2 separate regions of the Homo sapiens genome follow, and region 2 is linked to region 1. Evidence: chromatin loops called from intact Hi-C (ENCODE). Cell type or tissue: PC-3. All regions are shown on one strand. Links, peaks and the distances in the headings refer to the core of each region. The heading gives the core; the rest is flanking DNA.

Region 1 (8,350 bases), core at 166-8,165:
TATATACTTATTTACTTATTATAAACAACTAATTGGCATTCTTTTCAGATATCCAAGCCAGTTGCTCTCCTTTCTTTATGTACCTCACTCTCCCCAGGCATTAATGTCAAGTGTTTTTTGCAGAGGAAAATTTAACCCTCAACACGAGCATATGCACAAATTCAAACACATATCTAAATTGACATTCACATGTCCTTTCTCTTTCCCTACACACATATTCCAGTCCTTCATCCCTACCCCAATATTTTAGGTAATAAAGGACCTAACAGTGACTTAAACCCATAAACTGGGTGTTCAAGAGTTAAGGGTAGGGACCCATTAATTCATTCACTGAATATTACTGAGTTCTTATACATACTCTGCTGTATACACTGTTCTAAGCACTAGGTACACATCAGTGAACAAAGTAAAGTTTCTGCATAGGGAGCTTACATTCAAATGCATAAGATACAAATAATAAAACGAATGAATATTATATAAGGTGGAGATGTGTTATTAAGAAAAATACATGGTGCACTAAGCACTAGGTATACATCAGTGAACAGATGTATAGTTTCCACATATGGAGTTAAGCAAAGTTTCTACATATGGAGCTTACATTCAAATGTGTAAGATACAAATAATAAAATGAATAAATGTTATGTAAGGTGGAGATAAGTGTTATTAAGAAAAACACATGGTGCCAAGATAAAAAGAATGACTGGGTTTGCCATGTACATTATGTTCGGTATGCCCAATATACATTAACTTCTTTATGCTTGCCATATACATTAACTTCTGTATGCCCAACACCTAACAAGCAATAAATTTCTATTGAATGAATGAACAAACTTATGAGACACTCTGTGGTAGCTTCTGTCTCATTGGTAACAGTGATAATATTGTATCTAATGAGATTTATCTAAATACAGTAGGTCTGAATTATAAAAGGCGATAGGATTATTAAAGACTAGAACAATGAAAAATAAAAGATAACCAAATTTCTGGCATCTGACCAAGTTGGAGTAAAGACAGAACAAGAGGGTCACATATATATGAGAACCAAAGGGAAAAGGCTAGCAGGTCTGTGCCCTTGCTCTGAGTTCTGGAGATATGGCTGAAAGAAATTAGTAGTCTTTTAAGGGTTGTGTTTATACAAACTTCTGGTTAGGATTTCAGTAGCCATGCCTAGGGAAGGTCTTAAAATGAATCCTCTGCTTAGGAAAGCAGATGTCTGTGGAACGGGGAAAACAGAAAAAGAATCAGAAAATGAATCATTCCTTTCACCCATTCTAGAAACCCTCAAATAAACGAGTTTATCTTCAGGATAAGTTTTCAAAGAAATAGTGGTTTTAAACTTGAACATGCTTTAACAGAGAAAGTATCTTACATTCTGTTAATATCTCTAAAAAATGCATCAGAAAATTTACCCTTTCTTAGTAGCCAAAATGATTATTTCTTGGGCTAGCAATTTCTAACAGTGGGGAAGGAAGGATTGCAGAGTGATAAATGAGACCACCCTTACATCATCCACACTGTCTTCTGTTTTCCATTTACTGCTACACACACACAAAGAACATCAGACTTGTAATTGGCAAATGTATAGGAAAATTGTCATACCATTCACCATTCCAAAATATGATGGAACTAATCTAAATATGGTTTAAAATCACATATTTTTATAAGTTAAAAGGATACTATACCTTTTGTAGTATGTGAAAATCAGATATGCTTTAATATGGTTAAAATCACATATTTTTATAAGTTAAAAGGTTACTATACCTTTTGTAGTATGTGAAAATCAGATATGCTTAAAGGAACTAGACCTCACCAACTCAAAGCAGGGAGGGGTCATATATGTGAATGTTGAGTAGCACCCAACAAAGCAGCTAAGCACAAGAGCATTTTAGAATACTTGTTTCACAAGAGAGTGGAAAGTTCCTTTTTTGAGATTAGGAAAAAAAAGGATCATGGAATTTTACACTTGAGGCATAGAGATATCATCTTCTTTTATAGGAAGGGAGAACAAAGATGAAAACATAATCTCATAGGCTACATTTTCAAAACCAATCCTCAGTAATTTTTTTGCCATAAAACAATATACTGGAAAGAAAGAATAATAAAAGATCACTAGCTAAGAAATAAATTCCATGCCAATCAGAACATTCTAGATGGGGAAATCACAAGCAACAGATAGATACAAAGACATTTGGCACTAAACTGTAGTCCACATTCGTGAGCCCTGGAAAAGTGTAAGTCTAAGACACAGAATCTAATTGGATTTACATAGAATGTTCCAATTAGGTCCCAGGAAGAGATTAAAAGGTATATGAAAAAGCAGTGGACAGTCACTAAGGATTAGTGAGAAAATATCAAATCGACTTTTACAATTTCTTAAAAGATGGTTAGAACCAGCCTGCCTGGATTTTAACACTGAGTTTATCACATACTAGATGTGTGACCCCAGTCAAGTGTTTCATCACCTCTAAAGTGGGAACAAATTATAGCCTCTCATGGGAGTATTGTGAAGTTTAAATGTGCATAATTCTTATACAAATATTTAGCATAGCATAGGAGATTGGTCAGGGTGGTGGGAAAAATTGTAGAAAGATGCAAACCTTCTTGGAAGGCTGGAAGGTTTACAAAAGCTTCGGAAAAGGATTTCCGAAGGAAAAAAAGGAAGTTTAAATGTGCATAATTCTTATACAAATATTTAGCATAGTGTAGGAGATTGGTCAGGGTGGTGGCAAAAATTGTAGAAAGATGCAAACCTTCTTGGAAGGCTGGAAGGTTTACAAAAGCTTCGGAAAAGGATTTGGATGAAGGCAGCCAGATTCTCTTACCTGGTGCCTGAAAGCTTAGTTTAGGTAACATGGGGATGTAAAGAACCTGATCTAGGTAAGTTAACCGTTGGCGCACAGGACTAATCTCTCTGGGGCAGTGGTGGTGGGGGCCGGGGGGGGGGTGGCGGGGGTGCATGACCATGTTAATTACCCACAACTGTGTTGACTCAAGGCCTTTGTCATTAAATCTGTACTGAGTAAATGCCCGCAGCACTGGCTTGTCAGGGCCGTGGCTACTGCAACTCTTTCTATGAGTGGCCCAGTCCCCAGCCTGCTCTTTCATTGGATATCTGTGATCTGTGCCTGAGTGCATTTTTTCATCCGTCATTCAGTCAGAGACTGTGGGTCAGACCTGGCATAGCGTCTGGGGTCTCACTCTGTTGCCCAGGCTGGAGTGCGGTGGCACAATAACTCACTGCAGCCTTGAACTCCAAGGCTCAAGTGATCTTCCCATCTCAGTCTCCCAAAGTGCTGGGATTACAGATGTGAGGCACTGTGCCCAGCATTAGTATTTTAATGTTGTTGTTATATTGCCAAACACAGCTAATGGGAATTGTTTGATATAAAGAAAAAAAAGTGGGAAGACATGCTCATCTCACTACTGATCATATCTAGGACATTAACTAGATTTTTCACAAACCACATAGCTTAGGACTGTCTACTGCTTAAGACTATACTCAGGCTCAAACTTTTTTAGGGGAGAAGTAAGCATTTTAAAAACCTAAGTGGTGCCATAAAATGTCACAAAATACTTACCAGCATAAACATATACCTAATATTTCCATATAAAAGGTTTATGAAATAGTCAAAATCAAATTTGTGTGAGCTGTTTTCAATCCTTATGTCTAGCATTTTCCCCCTTCTAATAAGTTCATCTCCAGATTTAATTAACAATCTCTAATCATTTATGGTCAAAGATTTTTAAAGTTGACTTTTATTGTTTTTAGGAAACATTGGTCTGCTCCATTATAACTTTTCTTTTGTTAGAAACAGAACTTGCAGGCTGGTTATGGTAGCTCACACCTGTAACCCCAGCACTTTGGGAAGCCCAGGTGGGAGGATAGCCTGAACCTCAGGAGTTCAAGACCAGCCTGGGCAACACGGTGAAATCTCATCTCTAAAAAAAAAAAAAAAATTAGGTGTGGTGGTGCACACCTGTAGTCCCAACTATTCAGGAGGCTGAGGTGGGAGGATCACCTGAGCCCAGGCAGGTCAAGACTGCAGTGAGCTCTGATGGTGCCACTGCACTCCAGGCTGGCCAGCAGAATGAGACCCTGTCTCAAAAAGTAAATGGAATTTATGGTGGTAAAGTTCAACATCTTGTCAAGACAAAGACTGCATAGTTTCTGGAGAAATAAACCTTCTGGGAATATTTCCAAATGGAATCTAGAAGACAGTGCATTGATATAGAGGTATATTTACAGATATATTTCTACATTAATAAAGTAAAGCATAATATCCTTTATAAATTAATGTCAAGCCTAGCCCAGACACTGAAAGCCTGAATTCTGTACCCACATAATCAACAGTCTATGGAAACTCTGGGAACCATGCCACTGGTCTCCAACCTAGCATAGTTGAGAAATGACACATTCTTTTAAGAAGCATTCATCCAGGAAATGAGTGTGTCACAAAGCAAACCAGTAAAAGGACCATAACTTATTTTATGAATGAAGAATATAGGGTACTAGCCAAAGGTACAGCTCCCTTATGAGTATGTTATAATTTCTCATTCTTTTCTTTTATCACGTGATGGATAGATAGAACTCTAACAGGAAGAAAAGTAATCATGTCAGCCATAAGAATATTGTCCATGTCATCTCATAATTGTTTTTAATCCATTTTTCTATATTTATCCCTATTCCAAGATCAGATCTTTCCACCTGCCCCTCCCCAACAAAAAAAAAGAAAAAAGAATTCATAGACAAGAAGACACAAAGAAATGGGAGACAAGAAAACACAAACTAATCAATTTTATTCATACTACTCATGAAAAGCAATTACATTTTTACATAAAATCATTAACACATACAATAGAAATAATAAGAGTAATACATCTGATTAGAAATACAATATAGGAAATAGATTTTAAAATAGCATATTTTAGTGATGAAATTTATATTTTCTACTTATTTATAGCAGCATCTGTAAGATTCTTCTATCTGTTCATAGTTAACTAGCAGCAAAATATTTTAAATTACAGAAATTCAGTAGATGTTTCCCTCCAATGTTTCATTCATACAGAATGTATCACGTTAACCAAACAAAACCACTTATATTTCCTGAAGAGAAAAGGTGGGAAAAGATTTCATCAGTTACCAGCTCCCCCAAAAAAAGAAGAAACGAGGGAGAAAGGATGGAAGCTAGAAAAATTTTGCATGCAATTACTAAAAAATATATTCTCAACCACTTTGACCAATTATAGGTGGATTTTGTGAAATCTACATATGTGTGTGTTAGTGAAAGTTATGTTAACTTTATTTTCTGACTTTATACTGCAGTTGAAAAATATGTGGAAGTTTCCAGGAGGCCTGTCAGAGCCTGAAGAAGATATTGGTGTGTATCTTTTATATTTTTAATTGGCTTAAAAATGTTGAGGAAATTAATGTGTTTACTTTCTTGCTTTATAGCTAAGAATAAAAATTTAAATTTTCCAATTTGTTCCGACTGAGTCTGAACATTTCAGAAATTACCTCAGAGCTGATATAATTAGCAGCATAATTTCTAATATTACAGTTTATTCCATTAGTAGAAATAATATCATTAGGAACATACCACCTATTCTTCTGTTTATGACTGCTTCTGGATTAATCTGTCTGAAAATGAGAAGCTTTGGATATACATCAGTAAAGTTTAGCATTAAAGGTTATTTTGGATACGACTAATATTGTTGTTGGAATTAAACTATGAGAAAACAAATTCCTGACCATTCCATCACAGAGGATGAATAGTAGCCTTTAAATGAACTTTGAAATAAATATAATAAAGTCAGTTATAAAGCAGTGATTATATAATTCTTCACTTTATGAAAATTGTATCTACTATTTATTTTTAATAGTCAGGTAGTCAAAACATAGTAAAATGTCATATAAGAAAGTCTCAACTGAGAAATAATCCCCTAACACAACTTACTGAGCTCAGTATTTAAGACAAGGAAATATAAAATAAGCTAAGAATTATTTATGTCACTGATTTACAGGAAATCGAAAAATAGAAACCAAATTTTCCTACCTATTCCTTAAACTATTGGATCAAATTCAATGTGTATCATGACAAATCAATGTATTTGTTTGATACCAATATTATTTCTCCATGACCTTTTCCTTAATATGCATGTCCCCTATTCTATTTAGCCAACAATGATATTAAGGCAATTTTCTAAATTGTCTTTAAATATTTTATTTAAAAATGTCCATGTACTTAAAGCTTGATTTTTAAAACTTTTACACAAATCAAAATACCATACATACATTATATAGCCAACTCGTAACAATCCATCAGAAAATGGATTGCATTAAGATATATCTCTAGCCAATCTTGGTTTCAGGTACTTATTGACCTTTTGCTTAGTTTATGCTTATTCTTCTGTTGATATAAAAGATGATTTTGTAGTGGTGTGAATGCTGAAAGAGAAGGCCATTTGTTCTACAGCCTAATTCTCTCACACTATCCACTGGTGCCACGTGAGAGCAGAGCATGTGAGCTAATTAAGCTTATGTTTTGCAGCCTTACCCAATCTATATTGGGCAAAAAGCAGTCTGCAGGTTTGCAAGGCTTCCTCTCTCCTGCATCTTGCCTTTTCAAATAAATTGATTTTTTTCATGTGAACTCTTATGGGTCCTCTGAATTTCAGCTGTACTTACTTGTAGATGTAATTGAAGAAAAACACATTTCCAAGCCAAATATATATAATTTCAGGCCTAAGTATACTCCAGAATCCTTCTTAAAGTCCAGATGATTAAAAATTCACTACCTTTTTTTCTTTAAAAAAAAAAAAAGTGCTTGTGGTTGTCACAACAACTCACCTACCCAGAGATCATATATGCCTCAGTCATGTGGAATTAAGAAGAAAAAAACTGCCGTTGGCATTAGCCATACTTCCTAAGCTTAGTGTAAATTAAAGCTTTGCCTGAAAATTCATAAAACCCTGAAAGCAGCTAGAAATGAAAACTGACAGTAGAGGTCTGAAAGACTATGTCTATATGAAGGCATTTCTAACTCAACATAAAACAAAAGATATTCTTAATGATGAAGCTGAATCATCTAAGAATTACTGAAATTATTTAAACTCTGTATTTAGGAAAACATGCAATGTACTTTAGGAATACTGCCATCACAAACAGTTAAACATTTATATTGGCTCAAACAGTAAACCCTAGTTAACTGGGAAACACATTTGTTTGAACTCCTTCATTCTTTCATAATACTAGGTAAATGAAGAATTGTTATCCATAGTGTTTTTTAAATATCAAGAGGGTCATATAGAAAATAGAATGCAATCCTCAAGGCTTTTGTATAAAATAATACCCTAAGAGTATAAAGGTATCCACAAGATTAAAATTGACAAACTGCCTTCTTAAAAAATCGTATTACCACTGGCAGGAAGAGTATCTGCTGCATTAGCCAGAGAACTATAAAGCAGCTGAGCCTTATCAGAGATCATCAGTGCACTAGAGTCAGAGGGAAACACCAGGAAAACCCACATTCTGCAGATTATTTCCCATTATATTTTATTTCAATCTAATTCTATTATTAAATATAACAAAATAGAAATAACAAATATAAACTCCATTTCATTATTGTCCTGTAACTAAACAAAACAATACAACATATTTAAACATATCTCTTCATCAGCAAAAATAAAAACAAAACCTCTTAGTTTTTCCTATGTTCTTCAAACCTATAAAACAGCAAATGTTATTTCAGTTTGGCTTACAGTATATTAAAATAATAAAAAATACAACAGAATAAAGCACACTATCTTGATTAAAAATTTCAATTCATCTTGAAATCCTTGGGGAAGAAATATCCATCTTGAGGTGGAAGGGTCTCCCGCATACTCTGGAGACAAAAGCACTTATTTGCCCATTCAATTTTCAGTCAGTTAGTGATTCAAGTTAAACTGATCAAAACTACTCAGGCAGTGCTGATTTTCAGTCAGCTGCTATGGTGACTGCTGAGCAGGGCAGATTTGCTCACTACCCCCATCCAGTGCTTCCACGACATAGAAACAGCATAGATCATGAGCTACATGCCGAACTTTTGATTAGTGGTACTAAGAGCTAAATAGGATCCCCATAATTTATTTTCAAACATAAAGAATAAAAATGGACATTTAAACAAGTTAGGAGATGTTATATCAAATTTAAGACTAGTGCTACTATCTTTAATAATAAATTTAATAACAAACATGTATTTCCCCATAATTATTTTTCAAAGCATAATGAATAAAAATGGACATTTAAACATGTTAGGGGATATTTTATACAATTTAAGACTAGTGCTACCATCTTAAATAATAAATTTAA
Region 2 (8,350 bases), core at 257-8,256, 140 kb after region 1:
GCTGAGAAGTCCAAGATCAAGGTGTTGGCATCTGATGAGGGCTTTCTTGCTGTGTCCTCACATGAAGGAAGGCAGAAGGGCCAAAAAAGGGACAAACTCTTTGTCCTCATATGGCAGAAGAGAAGAGAGAACCCACTCCTGAAAGCCCTTTTTATAGCAGTATTAATCCATTCATGAGGGCTTTGCCCTCATGACCCAAACACCTCCCATTAGAGCCTACCTCCCAACCTCATTGCATTGGAGAATACAGTTCCAATACATGAATTTTAGGGGGCACATTTAGACCATAGCACCCCACATCTATTTTCCCTTATTAACATCTTACATTAGTATAGTATACTTGTCACAATTAATGAACCAGTATTGATACATAATTTTAACTAAAGTCCATACTTTATTCTGATTTTCTTAGTTATCACTTGATGTTCCTTTTCTGTTCCACAATCCTATCCAGGGCACCATATATATTACCTTTAGTCCTTCTATCTCCTTGTGCTTCTCTTGGCTGTGACCATTTCTCATAATTTCCTTGTTTTTGATGGCATTGACTGTTTTAAGCAGTATTGGCCAGGTATTTTTGAGAATGCCATACACGAATAAACTTTTAAAGATATCTAATATAGTCCTATATTCAGTTAGTGCACAGGAAAAATGTAACTTAAAATAAATCTAGTATGGGCTGGGTGCGATGGCTCACGCCTGTAATCCCAGCACTTTGGGAGGCCAAGGCGGGTGGATCACCTAAGGTCAGGAGTTCGAGACCAGCCTGGACAACATGGTGAAACCCCCATCTCTACTAAAAATACAAAAAGTAGCCAGCCGTGGTGGCAGGCACCTGTAATCCCAGCTACTTGGGAGGCTGAGGCAGGAGAATCGCTTGAACCTGGGAGGCGGAGGTTGCAGTGAGCCGAGATCGTGCCATTGCACTCCAGCCTGGTGGACAAGAGTGAGACTTTGTCTGAAAATAACTAACTAACTATCTAAATAAATAAATAAATTCTAGTATGTAGGAAACTTTGGTTAAGGTAATTCTAGAAGGAAAAAAATCTTTTGGAAATGGCTTAAACTATTAAAATCAAGTCAAATAGGCTGAACAATTGGTCCTAGTTTTCATAGAGATATAATACTAGATAGAATAATTATGACTAGTAGTTGGAATTGTCATTTCAAAAACTTGAAACAACTTTCCAAATTGAACAGAAATTGAAATTATTTATATTCTTATGAGTTGTAATCTTTGTTGTTTTTAAATAGTAATAAAGTTAATATTATCTTGGGTTCTGTTTTAATTGATCACTGTTTATAAACATTTTTAAAAATTTTTTATTTTATTATTATTATACTTTAAGTTTTAGGGTACATGTGCACAACGTGCAGCTTTGTTACATATGTATACATGTGCCATGCTGGTGTGCTGCACCCATTAACTCGTCATTTAGCATTAGGTATAATAAACATTTTTATGTGTTGAAGTAAAATACATATTTGACATTAAAAATACTATGCAGTACTCATTTAATCATATTAATATATCTTATTTGTCTAAATGTCTCCCATTGTGGATTATTTGGGTTGCTTTCATTTTTTAATAATACGCCCATAAACATTTTTGTATAAGAATTATAAACATTTTTGTATAAGAACAATTTAAAATTGAACCAATTTTTATTTTTTCCAGCAAGGTATATAAATGCATGCTTTTCCACATGCCCACTAACACTGAGTTCTATCTTTTGTGTATTTTCACTAGGATGTAATGCTGCTGTAAAGTGTTTTGCTCTATACTGCTCCTATAGAGCAAAGTCGTGCATTTTCCCAAAATTTCTTGTGTAAATTGTTTTTCTTTATTTGTTATTAAATGGAATTTAAATGCCAAACTTATAGATAAAATTAGACACCCAGTAGGCCTGTTAATTAGGAAGGGCTGTGCTTTTTAGGAAAATGGCAGTTTGTGTGGAGGGTGAGTATAAGAACAGCTCCTCCTGAGACTAGGGATTATTTTCATTAAGGAAAAGGGAAAGAGAAGAGAAGAAAAGAAGGTATAAAAGCAAAAAAGGAGGGTGTAATGAGGAAACAGTAAAAGGTCACCACTCCACATTTTGAAAGTTGTCACCTCTATAACTTACTAACATTTTTAATAAAGTAAAAAGCCCAAGAAGTGCTTGATACAAAAGGTGGATTGGTTATAGTCACTAAGATTAGGGAAATAAAGGGTGATGACGGCAAAAAAAGTGGCAATAAAACACTGACGACAAAGAGAAGTAAAAAGGTGTGGGGTGGGGGTGTGTGTGTGTGAGAGAGAGAGAGAGAGAGAGAGAATGAGGCACAATAAAATTTTGAGGAGGGGAGTTACTGGATATAAGGTTTGGGTCAGGTATAACCTGGGATCAGGGAGAGCCCAGCTGAAACATATTTATATATATAAAATAGTAACCTTTTTATGGTGTGTCACATTTAGTTCTTCCTGTCATTTGATGGTGTTTTTATTCTTGTAATATGGAAATATGTATTTTGCATTTAATAACCTATTTTTTAAATAGCCACTAATTTATCTCGCCATCCACAAAAGGGATAAATATGTTATTCTGGTTTCTTTGAGTATTACATTGTATAGTCTAGTTTCTGGTAGATTCATATTTTATGTTCTATTTTTGAACCCATTGTAATTTACTGATATGGCTCTAGTGACAATAGATCTAAGTTAATTTGTTTCGATATAATTGAAAAAGTTATTTCATTCTCTATTGTACTACTCCAGTTTGTAATAAAATAAGTCATTATAATGGCTTGAATCAATAACTGACCAATTTTTGAAACCCCCATTTTTTTTTTTTTTTTGAGATAGTCTTCTGTTGCCCAGACTGGAATGTAGTGGCACAAACACAGCTCACTGCAGCCTCACCTTCCTGGGCTTAAGCGATCCCCTTGCCTCAGTCTCCTGAGTAGCTGGGACTACAAGCGTGCATTACCACACTGGGCTAATTTTTAAATTTTTTCTAGAGATGGGGTCTGTCAACATTGCCCAGGCTGGTCTCAAACTCTTGGGCTCAAGTGATCCTCCCGCCTTGGCCTCCCAAAGAGCTGGGATTACAGGTGTCAGCCACTGTGCCCTACCCCGTGTTATAAACATGGTATAATAAATTTTTGACAATAAATTTTATTTACTTAAAATTACATAAATTTTATGTTATGTATATTTTACCACATAATTACGTAAATTTTGTTGTTACATAAATTTATTATAACATTTATGATCTTAAACACTTTTAAGTGTGTAGTTCAGTAGCATTACATACATCCACACTGTTGTGCCCATAATAAAATTGTAAAGCCTGGCCTTACCATTATAATCTTTTAAGGAGCCATTATTTGTCATATTTCTCCCTTTCAAATGGGTTTCACTATCACTCAAAATCTGTCAGGGATATAATTTAGCAATAGGAATCATAGAATTTAGAGTAAAAAAGTATAAGAGGAGTGACCTTGTTCAACTTTGTCATTTACATGCGACATAACAGGCCAAGAGAAAATGAATCACTTTCCCAAGTCACCTTTAGTTAATAGCAGAGCCAGGACTCTGACCCTGGCCTATGCTGACTAGCTCCAAACATACAGTAATAAAAAAGAAACTGCCCAAAGAGTTCCTGTTACTTTTAATCCCTTACTTACAGATTTATGCTACTCCACACTACAATAATCTTTTATTTTGTGGATTTTAAAGCGGCAGGTCAAAATTTTCAAAGGGCATAGGAGTAGAAGTTTGCCACCTACAGGTCAAAAGAAAGAAGACATCTTTAGATTTTCAGAGCTTCAAAGTTTTAAAGAAGTGAGGTGAAAGTGTGTTTTAAAACACTTTTGAGAGTAGCTGTCAATATAACACAAGAAGATTTTTATAAAAAGAGATAGTGGCGTAATTCTCAGCACTTTTAGTGCAACAAGTTTCTACTATATTATTTTTTCAGTAATATATGGCACTAGGGTGGCAGAAAAAAATGATAAGAGTGTGGAACAGTATGAATCCATAATTAGAAAGAAATGAAAATGTTTCTCAGCAACTGAGAACTAATTTCTCTTTTTCTGCTGGCATTCTTCCTCCCTGCTAAGAAAAATCTGGATGGGCAATGAAAGCTCTGTAATGATGCTGGGACAAGTGTATAACCATTTAGAAAAAGTTCATTTACAGTCTTAACTCATAACCTCTGCCTACTAAAACAAATTCCAGTTAGATGAAATATTTCAATGTGAAAGGTAAGATAACAAAAGTACTAAAAAGTCTATATAGAAGATTGTAACAAAATCTTGGAATTGGGAAGACCTTTCTAAATCTAACACCAAAGGAAAGAAAATAGACATTTTACAAGTCTTTTTTTTTTTTTTTTTTTTTTTTTTTGAGACGGAGTCTCGTTGTTTCACCAGGCTGGAGTGCAGTGGCACGATCTCGGCTCACTGCAACCTCCAGCTCCCTGGGTTCAAGCGATTCTCCTGCCTCAGCCTTCTGACTAGTTGGGACTACAGGCACGCGCCACCACGCCCAGCTAATTTTTGTATTTTTAGTAGAGACGGGGTTTCACCATGTTGGCCAGGATGGTCTCCATCTCTTGACTTCGTGATCTGCCCGCCTCAGCCTCCCAAAGTGCTGGGATTACAGGCGTGAGCCACTACGCCCGGCCCAAATCTTTTTTTTAAAATAAAGAAAAGTCACTGTTTTGTCTCCCTTACTAATAATCAAAAAAAAGTTTAATTAAAATTAGATAGCATTTTTACTCAAATTGGTCCAAAAAAATGTTAATGATAATATTCAGTGTTGACAAGGGTTGGGGAAAAGACACGTTCATTTGCAGAGCCTTCTGGAGAACAATTTGGCAAAAATATATCGCAAAGGGCACAATCCACCTAACTGTAAATGGTGGTGCTGGCTTCTAGCCTAGGCTTTTTCCTTCACGTTTTGGGACTCCTTATACAAATCTACTGTTTGCCCAGTTTTGTTCCCAGGGGTCTCAGGGAGCATCTAACTTGGAAATAAGAATAATGAATTATACATGAATCTCAGGAAAATGTTTTTTTCCCCCATGAGTGAACATTGAAAACTCAAAGAAGATTATCAAATAATTCTTTCATAAACAAGGTAATTTGTGGTTTTTAAAATTCAAACCTGTAAGAAACTGGAATTTTCATCATTTCCTTAATGGACAGACTATTTAAATATTAATTCATGTGGGAGGATTGCTTGAGGCTGAAAGTTCAAGTCTGCAGTGAGTTGACTATGCCACTGTACTCTAGCCTGGTGCAACAGAGAAAGACTGTGTCTCTACAATAATAAAAATAAAAATAAAATATTAATTCACACCTCTCAAAAAATACATATATATCAGAAAAGCTTAAAAATGCCTAGCTACCTATTGACCCGTTATCCATTTCTAAGAATTTATCCAGAAGAAATAATCACAAATAATAGGAAAGATTCCATTAGAATCTATTTATGATACCCTTGTCCGTAATAGCTCCCAAGCTGGAATTGACCTAAATGTCTGATAGGATATTGGTTGAATAAATTATAGTAGGTTATTGCGCTGGAATGATATGATACCATTGAAACTATTTTACTAAACTCTAATAATATTAGGGGAATTTCTTGATATATTAATTGACAGAAGTAGATTATATGGCCGCATGTTTAGTATGACCCCACTTTGGATTGTAAAAAACACATCTACATCTACACACATAGAAGCAGCCTTGGAAAGCCATACCCCCAAATATTAATAATGGTAACCTTGACGTGTGGGGAAAATAACAGAATAAGAAGTTCCTCTAAAAATGTTCTTGAAGAATAATGGAAAGAATTAAAGGATGAATGTGTTCCAATGACAGTGTGAATAGGTGAAGAGGAAAAGGCAATCCATAGTTAAAGACAAAAAAAAAAAAAGAGACCTGACTCAGTATGTAAAAGTACTTAGGAAGAAAGGAGGTGCCAGCACATGCAATAAAATTCGTCGAGGATAAAGTCACATGCAAAGTAAAAGCTTGTACAACATGATCTAGGAGCCTAGAAGTAAACCACAAATAGCATGGGCAATTTGGCATGGCTGCTGCTTGCAAAATGTGAATTTTGTTATCCCAAGAGTCGATCTAAAACTGTGAATACATTTTCTAGTCTAAATAAAGATCTAAACTGTTTAAAAAGCTCCACAATAATATATGACTAAGTGGCCACGGGTGAAAACTCATTTAGAAATAACAAAGAAACTAGATTTTTAAAGAAAGAATCCTTTGAAAAGTATTTTGACGCTTTGAAAGTATTTCTTTAGAATGCATTACATTTTTTAAATTTTTTTACTCATAGACGGTAGAGCTAATTAAAATCAGTTTTTCACTTTTTATTGAATATATGCTCCTAGATTACTTTATCAAAGCAGAGTTCATATTCTGCCACATGCAGAATTTGCTCATGGAGAAGTCTTCAGGTTTTTTGATCATGTGCCCCAATACATGCATTTATATTTATAAATTAAATGCATCTGTCCTACTAAACTAATAGGATACATAAATTATATGTAATCAGAAACTCAAAAGAATGCAACCGTTTTTCTCTTATCTACCTATGACCTGGAAGCTCCCTCCTCACTTTGAGTTGTTGTCCCGCCTTTGCCTTGAGTTGTCTCACCTTTCTGAACTGAACCAATCAATATACATCTTATACATATTGACTGATGTCTCATGTCTCCCTAAAATGTATAAAACAAAGCTGTGTCCCTACCACCTTGGGCGCATGTCATCAGGACCTCCTGAAGCTGTGTCACAGGTGTGCTTCCTCAACCTTGGCAAAATAAACTTTCTAAATTAACTGAGACCTGTCTCAGATTTTCAGGGTTCACAGTTTGCAGCCTCCACAGGGCAAGTCTGAAATATGATTGATTAAAAACGCAGTGTGTATTTAATTATCTTAATTTCTGAATAAAGAATACACAACAGACGTCGTGAGCAAAGATCTTGCCTTACTGGTTAATGGTGTTCCTGAAGAGCATGTCTGACTAGTAGCTCTATCAGAGGACTCACTTGGCTTCAATTTCAGCCTCAACAAACAATATTCCTAGCTTCCCAGAGAGACTTTCTTACATGGGAGGACATTCTTGGCTCGGTTCATATGAGTATTCTGATCTTTTGGGTAGTTACATTACAAATATAAATATGAAATTAGCATCTTCTCTGTGAGTCTGGTTAACATGAGTTAGTTCTGATGATGATTATCTTCTGCTATTCAGATAAAGCTATGATCACAGGAAACTTGCCAGGGGACACCAGTGTCTAAGCACTGCCACCCTGTGGGACCCTTGACTCCTTTGACCCACCATTCCCTTTCCCTCACTAAATTGAGCCTTTTAGAGTAGAACAATGGCATGAACTCATGAGCCAAGAACTGCACCTAAACTTCATGGCTTTGAAATCCAGAGGGTGCTCTAATGTTTGAATGGTCCATCTTTAACATAGGAAAGTAGTTCTTTGAAAGGTTGTACATTTAAGTAATCATTTTAAACAATAAATGGTATAATGCAGATCTCTGTTATGGCATTTCAGGAGAGTTTGTGACAGAGGAAATTCCTCTACTGTGTTCCTGGGATTGAAACTTACCTCCATTACTGTGTTTTATGTGGAGTCTATTTATTCCTATATTTCTTGTAATTTAGTCCAAAGTGTTTCTTGGCAACATTCCCCCACAATTCTTTTGAGTTGTGTGAGTTCCCATTTCATAACCTGTTGTTTGCCATCTAATTTCTGATATCTTCTGATATCTTCTAATATCTGATATTTCTAATGTGCTATTCTTTCAAAAACATCAATCTAGATGATTTAACTCATTTACAAATATTAATTGTCATCAGCTGTGTGGCTGCATTTTTTTCTGGTGAGTTTCTGTTGCGTTTTCATTGTCTGTTAGAATATTTGGTCGGTGCGCTATGGTTTGAATGTTTTTGTCCTCTCCCAAAATTCATGTGTTGAAATTTTAATCCCCAATGCAACAGTGTTGAGAGGTGTTAATTAATGCTGTCATAAAACAACCTTGCTGGAGTGGGTTTGCTATCTCTTGCTCTTCCACCATGTGAAGAAGATACAGTAAGAAGGTCTGTACAAGACGCTGACACCTTGATCTTGGACTTCCCAGCTGACGGAAATGTGAGACAATAAATTTCTGTTCTTTATAATCCCCCAGTCTGTGGTATTCTGTTATTGCAGCACAAAAGGACCAAGATAGTCGTTTTAATCTTTTTTCCTTTTCTTTCTTTTTAACTTTTGTGGGTACATAGTAGGTATATATATTTGTGGGGTACATGAAATGTTTTGATACAGGCAT

Evidence for each region. Peaks named below come from ENCODE experiments on the same cell type or tissue, not always from the same donor. Only the 100,000 strongest peaks of a DNase experiment are listed, where the experiment ranks them.
Region 2: it touches region 1 in a loop (5-fold over the local background); 6 of 110 quality-filtered maps call a loop at or near these places.

The regions. Positions count from the first base shown.
Region 1 is chr4:122,894,652-122,903,001 of GRCh38, reverse strand. FGF2 (fibroblast growth factor 2) reads right to left here. Exons shown (of 3, transcript NM_001361665.2): 3 at 4,766-8,350. It overlaps NUDT6 (nudix hydrolase 6), which reads left to right. Exons shown (of 5, transcript NM_007083.5): 4 at 5,324-5,378. Among named protein-coding and RNA genes, the nearest start is that of NUDT6, 24 kb to the left of the region's middle. In PC-3, for the core only: no CTCF peak of the experiment used is centred there; a DNase peak (open chromatin) is centred at 4,401; H3K27ac peaks cover 4,253 bases.
Region 2 is chr4:122,753,556-122,761,905 of GRCh38, reverse strand. No RefSeq gene overlaps it. Among named protein-coding and RNA genes, the nearest start is that of BBS12, 25 kb to the right of the region's middle. In PC-3, for the core only: CTCF peaks have their summits at 1,768, 3,560 and 3,762 (motif pointing left); no DNase peak of the experiment used is centred there.